Linked DNA regions of Homo sapiens: region 1 is linked to region 2. The links are chromatin contacts, found by Hi-C or POLR2A ChIA-PET in ENCODE. All regions are on one chromosome and are shown on one strand. Each heading gives the region's core, a stretch centred on a gene start or an enhancer-like site at or near the end of the contact. The rest is flanking DNA. Distances are from core to core; before and after follow the strand shown.

The links. A loop is a pair of places that touch in the nucleus more often than their neighbours do. ChIA-PET counts read pairs that join two places held with the same protein, here RNA polymerase II (POLR2A). Pooled maps may share reads with other maps.
Region 1: a pooled map shows a loop between it and region 2 (2.3-fold over the local background). The contact joins the promoter of LINC01046 here to the enhancer-like site in region 2. A Hi-C loop is called at or near these places in 3 of 50 pooled maps. POLR2A ChIA-PET finds 5 or more read pairs at or near these places in 3 of 52 experiments (WTC11, activated naive CD4-positive, alpha-beta T cell and endothelial cell of umbilical vein).

The regions. Positions count from the first base shown.
Region 1 is chr13:21,233,281-21,237,157 of GRCh38, forward strand. LINC01046 (long intergenic non-protein coding RNA 1046) reads left to right here and starts at 1,288. Exons shown (of 2, transcript NR_125745.1): 1 at 1,288-1,373; 2 at 1,606-1,924.
Region 2 is chr13:20,941,219-20,945,468 of GRCh38, forward strand. It overlaps LINC00367 (long intergenic non-protein coding RNA 367), which reads right to left. Exons shown (of 6, transcript NR_104058.1): 3 at 1,124-1,382; 4 at 923-1,027. Among named protein-coding and RNA genes, the nearest start is that of LINC00367, 6.1 kb to the right of the region's middle. RefSeq lists an enhancer at 2,276-2,852. Within about 2 kb of position 2,518, at least 8 of the 41 ENCODE cell types and tissues checked have a DNase peak (open chromatin) inside an H3K27ac peak, as active enhancers do.

The DNA of each region.
Region 1 (3,877 bases), core at 38-2,537, 290 kb after region 2:
CTGTCCAGGAGCTCTCCAGCCTGGGCCTCCCCTCTCATTCTCTTAGTCCTAAACGTTTGGGGACATGTCAGAACATGAAAGGGAAAGGAAAGCCAAAATAAAGTCTTAGTTAGCTATAAAACCCAAGTAACCAGAGTCCTTGGATGAGTTTTATTTTGCTGCCTTATTTCATTTTTAGGAAATGTGAGATGAATGTTTTTACAAAATAAAACAGAAACTCCCTAAATATGACTTAGGGACAAGTTCCAACCTAGCCTGGAGCTCTTATACCTTTTAAAGTTTACAGTAAGAACTGACCTACACTAATCCATTAAATTAGTGAATTGACTTTCTACCAAATTCTAGAAACATTACAGATTACAGACCATTAGAAAAACATTTTAATGTTTTTAGAAAAATTAAAGCTATATTTTATCTATTCTAAACAGGGCAAAAAGTACACATATCACAGAAGGATAAGAAGAATAGAAAGTAAAAGTTTAAAAAGTTCACTTTTTTAAACATTGAAGAAAAATGCTACTAGAAATCTGGTTGAGTATATGTAGTTTGCTAAAAGGAATACTGAAATACTTTGCTTTCTGGTATCCTAGTTAAAAAGCACAAAACGATCTTTAACAGGGAGAAAAATACTAAAATGTGATTTTCCCTTGCTGTTGCTCATTTGCTTACCCTGAATGAAACATTTAAAAAAGATACATATCACTGGCTGTCAAAGTCCTAGCTTTGGGGATACCTTTTATAAGCTGCACCAAAATTTCAATCTGGTGGGCTGCGGGATGGGAATGTCAAGAACAGCAGTACAGTAAAACAGAAGTCAGAGAAAGGCTTGACATAGTTTAAAAATAGCCAATATAAATTTGAAAATGGCATGAGAACACATCTGTAAGTATGCTGCTGTATTTTGTATCTGACAAGCCACCCATCATTTTCTACCTATGTTATCACTCCCAAGATCTATTTTAATATTTACTGTATGTGTTAATAAAAATGAGTAATGGAAAGCATCACAACTCAACCACATGCCACAAGCAGCCCATTAAAGCACAAATAACTTACTAATAAAAAGTTCTTATCAGAATACAGAGAATTCCAATTAGCCTTTTTATTTACTAACATTATCTTAGAGTCGACATAAAGTTAACCGCTTCCTGCTTTTAATTTAGTTCATTCTAATGACTATTTCTCTGCATCTCTACAGTTCGTTTAAGGATGAAGATGGGGATAATGAAAAACAAAAGTCCTGCCAGCACTAACATTGTCAAGCCGTGATATCGGCACTTAAAACAACCGTTTGTGAGAGAAAACCTGGTATCTGGCTTCTGACGTTTCAGTACAATCTTCTATTGTGCATCTGGATGACATCACTGTTGTGTGTGAGTCCTTGGTCCCAATAATAGCCCAGCACAGAGGCGCCAGGGCATGCTTTCATATTCACATTCATGTGGACATAACAGGACTCCTGAACTGCATGCTTCCCCCAGTGACACACGCCCCATGCCTCCAGGCTGTGCACAGGCAATGCAGTGGCAGCCCAGAGGGAGAGGTGATTTACGGTGGCTCAGGCAGACACCACTAATACCGGCTTTTCATGTGTTTGACCAACAGCCTTTGCAGAGATGTGCATACAGGGCCCTAACTGTCCAGGAGCTGCTACGGACAGAGCCCGGTAATCCCGACGACTTAGTGGATCCTGTGCCTCCCAAGGGTGGCGCCCACGGTGACTGCACACTTGTCACAGACTGGCAGGCCATTTGTCTGCTGCAGCCCACCAAATCCCACAGATCCTTTTGGATCCTTTGCAGCAGGCTTTTCATACCTTGAGTCTTACTTAATGTTCACATGAAAAAGCAACTGCTGTTTGCTGTGCTCATAAAAGTCTTGTTAGAAATTAACACCTTGTGTGAATAAAAACATCAAGTAAGTATTTATCTGAGGTCTTTTGGAAAAAATAATCCCGTGGTTAAGGTTTTACAATAGGCACTGTAGTGACAGAGGAGTGCTCCCCAAAACTACGGGGCTCTGTGAACTGCCGGTGCGCAGCAAAGCGCGGCCCATGTGTGCAGCAGAGCGCGGCCCATGTGTGCAACCTCATTCCATTAGGAAAGGTAATAAAGAGGTCAAGGATCCTGATTTCTGTCTCCAAAGCCAGGTGTCTCTCAAACATGCGTCACTGATCACAAGTGGAGGTGAAGCAGTGAGAGTAATGAAAAGTAGTTGCAGCCAGGCACGGTGGCTCACGCCTATAATCCCAGCACTTTGGGAGGCAGAGGGGGGTGGATCACGAGGTCAGGAGTTCAAGATCAGTCTGGCCAACATGGTGAAACACCGTCTCTACTAAAAATACAAAAATTAGCTGGGCATGGTGGCGCGTGCCTGTAATTCCAGCTACTCGAGAGGCTGAGGCAGGAGAACCCGGGAGGTGGAGGTTGCAGTGAGCTGAGATTGCGCCATTGCACTCCAGCCTGGGCAACAGAGCAAGACTTCATCTCAAAAAACAAAAACAAAACAAAACAAAATGAAAAAAAAAACAAAAAAAGGAAAAGCAGTTGCTACTGCTACTGCACTGTGTATGTTTTTAAAAGCTCCTCAGTTTATAACCCCCAATGTTAAATCAATGAAACAAGCATATTCTTCCAATTACCCTCATATTTTTGATGTTCAATAAGACTAAAACAAAAAAAGATATGTAGTACCATAGTAAGCTGTCATCTGGAGGAATCAGGTCTTACATTTTATTAATCAGGAAAACTAAATGTACAATTGAGTAAATTCATGTATTTATGTCTCTGTGCCTTGTAGCCATGGCATTTTCAATGATAAATTTATATGCAGTCATCCTAGACCCTCTCCAGTCATGAGAAGAAGGCATGTACAATGTCTGGTGACTTCTGGTAATAGGCTAAAACACATTATATAAAAGCATAGGGTGTTCGGAAACTGGAGGTCAGCCTGATATAGTTAGAGTGAAAGATGGCACAGGGAAGGTTTGGGAGCCACAATATGGGTGGTTGGGAGTGTCACCTGAGTTCCCTAACTCCAGAGTTCTCAAATTCTCACCCACGACAGTCACCTGAGAGCTTTAAAAGATCTCGGTGCAAGGTCCCGTTCCAGACCTGGAAAGTGGGAATTAGCAGTTTTTAAAGCTTTCCAGATAATTCAACTGTGCTGCCAAATTTGAGACCCAATACTAGGCATACATGCTTTTCAAACTTTAATATTTGAAATCTTGACCAGCCTGGCCAGCACGTGAAACCTTGTCTCTATTAAAAATACAAAAAATTAGCCGGGCATGGTAACGTGCACCTGTACTCTCAGCTACTCAGGAGGCTGAGGCAGGAGAATTGCTTGAACCTGGCAGGCAGGGGTTATAGTGAGCCAAGATTGCACCACTGCACTCCAGCCTGGGTGAGAGAGTGAGACTCCATCAAAAAAGAAAAGAAAACAGAAGAAAAGAAATCTCCTGTGATCCTGTTAAGATGCAGACTCTGATTCTGCAGTTCTGGGGTGGGGCCTGAGAGGTTGCATTTTAGCAAGACCCCAGCTGATGTTGATACTGCTGGTCTATGGACAAGTTTGAGTTGCAAAACTGTAGAGAATGGGAAACCTCCAAACATTTCTGTGTGAGGGAGTGATGTAACCAAAGCTGAACTCTGCAAAGAGGAATCAAGCATCCCTTAGCAGAAGTAGACTTAAAGGGGAAGGAATGAGGTGGGAGACCATTAAAAAAGTTAATGAGAAGATGGGCTTGGAGAAGTCTGAATGATCCTGGTAGCAGGCTCCCTGTGGAGAAGTAACCCTATCACATTCAACGCCACTCTACAGGGGGCCGTTGCTATGGGGTGGGCTTGTAAAAGGCCCTACCAGGATCCCAAAGACC
Region 2 (4,250 bases), core at 1,268-3,767:
TAATCCCAGTACTTTGGGAGGCCGAGGTGGGTGGATCACTTGATGTCAGGAGTTCAAGACCAGCCTGGCCAACATGGTGAAACCCTCTCTCTATTAAAAATACAAAAAATTAGCTGGGCATGGTGGTGCGTACCTGTAATCCCAGCTACTCGGGAGGCTGAGGCAGGAGAATTGCTTGAATCCAGGAGGCAGAGGTTGCAGTGAGCAGAGATCTCACCACTGCACTCTAGCCTAGGCAACAGAGGGAGACTCCATCTCAAAAAACAAAACCAAACAAAAAAACAAAACAAAACAAAATTTTGTTCCAGAAAAGTTATAACAATTTTTATCAACAACATGAGAGTGTCTATTTCAGTGTAACCTTTCTAGAATCAGAGTATTACTTTTTTTTTTTGAGGCAGAGTCTGGCTCTGTCGCCCAGGCTGGAATGCAGTGGGGTAGTCTTGGCTCACCGCAACTTCCGCCTCCTGGGTTCAAGCAATTCTCTGCCTCAGCCTCCTGAGTAGCTGGGATTACAGGCACCTGCCACCACGCCCGGCTAATTTTTTGTATTTTTAGTAGAGACAGGGCTTCACCATCTTGGCCAAGCCGGCCTTGAACTCCTTACCTCAGGATCCACTGGCCTCGGCCTCCCAAAGTACTGGGATTACAGGTGTGAGCCACCATGCCTGGTCGAGTATTACCATTTTTAATAATGGTAATGGGTAATATAAAATAATGTTATTTTAGGAAACAATTCTAAAGCTTCATTTTCAGGAGACTGAGATTTTAGAAGCTACTTCTTTAATTCTTATGACATAGAGTCGGATTAGACACAAAATAAATGTTATGAAAATGCTACTACTGTTCTTTGAAGGCTGTTTATAGTTTGTAGATGCTGAGAATATGGTGAAATGGTAAACTATGCATAGCCTTAACTTACGGAGTGCTAGAGTTTTGGGCTGAGGAGCTGGTCACCATTGGGCATCTGACAACTGATTGTTTGGGCTTCTGGGACTGTTTCTGGAGGGGCCTGGATCTCAGCACACTGTGTCAGGTAGGAGAGGAAAAAAACGTTATCTGTTTGCTCCTAAGCTCATTGGTTGAAGATTCGCCCCACAAGCTTCAATTTCTCTGCACTTACTTTTTTCTCTGACTTATTGTGGGTTTCTCAAGCATAGGGGCCAGGGGTCCTGTGAGGTGGGTGCCATTTGGGATGCCACATGGAGCTGGCAGTGTCCACAGACAGCTGGTTTCTGCAGTGGCAGCAGGGTGGAGTAAGCGTCCAACGGTGTCCAAAGATTTGGAGTGGTACTTAAGAGGTGTTTACACGAGCAACAAGGTAAGTAGAGATAACTGGGCCTTCAATACAGAGGTTGATGGAAACACATCTGCAAGTGTACCTGATTCAAATCATCACACAGTAACCCCTCCAGGGGAATGTCAAATTCTGTACTGTTTTTAATGCTCAGCTGACACATTGCTCTAGTCCAGTGGTTCTAGAACTTTTTGAGCTTAGGATCCCTTTATACTCTTAAAAATTATTGAGAACTTCAGACAAATTCATATATATGAAGTGAGGGGACAGAAAGGAGGTATATCTATATCCATATCTATCTATCTATCAATATTTATCATATTAAAAATTAAAATGGAAAAAAATAAAGAATATTTATAGATGGAAAAGTGGCCATTATAAACCAATTACATGTTAACACAAATAATGTGTTTTATGCAAAATAACTATATTTCCCAAAATAACAGTTAGTGGCATCAGTGGCATTGGTTTACATTTTGCAAACCTCTTGAATAGCGGGTTTAATATCAGATAGTGGAATTCTCTTTTTTTTTTTTTTTGAGACATTGTCTCGCTCTGTTGCCCAGACTGGAGTGCAGTGGTGCAATCTCAGCTCACTGCGACCTCTGCCTCCCGGGTTCATGCGATTCTCGCGCCTCAGGCTTCCGAGTAGCTGGGATTTATAGGCGTGCGCCACCATGCCCAGCTAATTTTTTGTATTTTTCGTCGAGACGGGGTTTCACCATGTTGGCCAGGCTGCTCTTGAACTCCTGACCTCGAGTGATCTGCCCACCTCGGCCTCCCAAAATGCTGAGATTACAGGCGTGAGCCATCGCATCCGGTCGCAGATGGTGGAGTTTTTATTTCTGCTTCCACATTTGACCTGTTACCATATGTTTTGTTTGAAGTAGATGGGGAAGTCCAGCACCCCCCAGGTATACAATTGAAAAGGGGGACTTCGTGTGTCCCTGAAGTCCACAGACCACACTTTGAGAACTGCTGCTCAAGTCTAAGTTGCGAATTTCTCAATTACATGAACAAGACTCTAGCGGAAACCAGTACTGTGTGCGCTCAACAGACTAAATTGTTTGGAAAAGCGTTTCCTAGGAGTTGCTATAAACCAAATGACTCATTTAAACGTTTTTATTACTTTGACAAATACTTCGGCTCTGCAGCCTGTTCCTTTTTTAAACCAACTTGCCTCATTACACAGCTGTGGTCTGCACAGCTTTGGCCACCAGGTGGCTCCCACCCCCAGCCTTTTCTAGAAGGATCCATTCAGGACGCTTCATTCCTTGATGGCGCCCTAGCTGCTCAGGGCACTCAGGGAAACTTTATTTTGTTCAACATAAGAAAAGAGTCAGTTGTGGGAGGCCGACGCAGGCGGATCAACTGAGGTCAGGAGTTTGAGACCAGCCTGGCCAACCTGGCAAAACTCCGTCTCTACTAAAAATACAAAAATTAGCCGGGCATAATGGCGGGCACGTGTAATCCCAGCTACTTGGGAGGCTGAGGCAGGAGAGCTGCTTGAACCTCAAAGGCAGGGGTAGCAGTGAGCCGAGATCATGCCACTGCACTCCAGCCTGGGCGACAGAGGAAGACTCCATCTCAACAACAACAACAAAAAAAAAAAAAAAAAAAAAAAAAGAGGAGAAAAGAGTCAGTTGGGTAAGGGGAGGATTATTTCAAGGAAAAGGGAAGTTAAGAAAGAATAGAACTGGCAGTGCGTGGTGGCTCACGCCTGTAATCCCAGCACTTTGGGAGGCCGAGGCGGGTCTAACACGAGGTCAGGAGTTCGAGACCAGCACAGCCAAGATGGTGAAACCCCCTTCTCCACTAAAAATACAAAAATTAGCCGGGCATGGCAGCAGGTACCTGTAATCCCAGCTGCTCAGGAGGCTGAGGCAGAGAATTGCTTGAACTCGGGAGGCGGAGGTTGCAGTGAGTCGAGATTGCTCCACCGCACTCCAGCCTGGGCGAAAGAGTGAGACTCCGTCTCAAAAAAAAAAAAAGTATATTTAACATAGGAGGTTGGTAAAAAAAATCTAAAAGAGTTGGTCTGAATACTGGAAGAAGTACTATATGGCACCTTTACTCTCTTACCAGCTTAATGTAGCTTTTTCCTTCTCATTGTTTTTAACTGATATGCTTAAATTGGGTATTATTATCTCTACTAAAATGGTTCTCTCTCAAAGCAAGGTGTTATACTAGATACCACGTGGGATAAACAAAGAGGTGGTGGGGAATGCGCCCCTCCACCCTGAGAGACAGGAGGTGTGGGTGTTTTCACTCTAGCACATATTCACTGTGACACTGTGGGGTTACTTCTGTTTCCTAACCTGAGTGATCCACCCCACTTACAAGAGAGGGCTGATAATCCTTAACTGTCCAGAGGTTTGTTTCCAAATCAGATTGTCTCTGGAGTTCCTTGCGAGACTCGAAATACACGATTCTGTGATTCTATTTCAGTCTGGTTGAGTTCTTTAGTTGCAAGCAACAGATAACCAACTTGGTTAATCTTGCCCAGTTTCCTTAATAAGACTCATACGGCCCTTCGCTACCTGGGCCCTGCCTGTGCCTCCAGCCTCAAATCTTCTTCAGGCACTGTGAAGCTCCAGACATATGGCGACATCCCCCACACCATGTGTGCCCCTTCTCCGGCCTCTGCTGCCTAATAGTAGGTTTCAGGTAGGCATCACTTCCGCTGGGCTGCCTTCCATGACCTCCCCAGTCTGGATCGCGTCCTCTCCTGGGTGCTCCAGCAGCAGCTTCCTCCACTTCTCCATCATACCTTTGAGACTATTGTATTATAATTTTCTAAATGCTTTCCCCTCCTGTGAGTCCTGGGCAGAAGGAAGCATGTCCACCTTCTTCACGGGTATCCCCAATACACAGTACAGTGTCTGGCACACAGCAGGTACACAAAATATATTTAATGAAGGAACAGAGGAAGGGAGAGAAGATATCTCTTCTT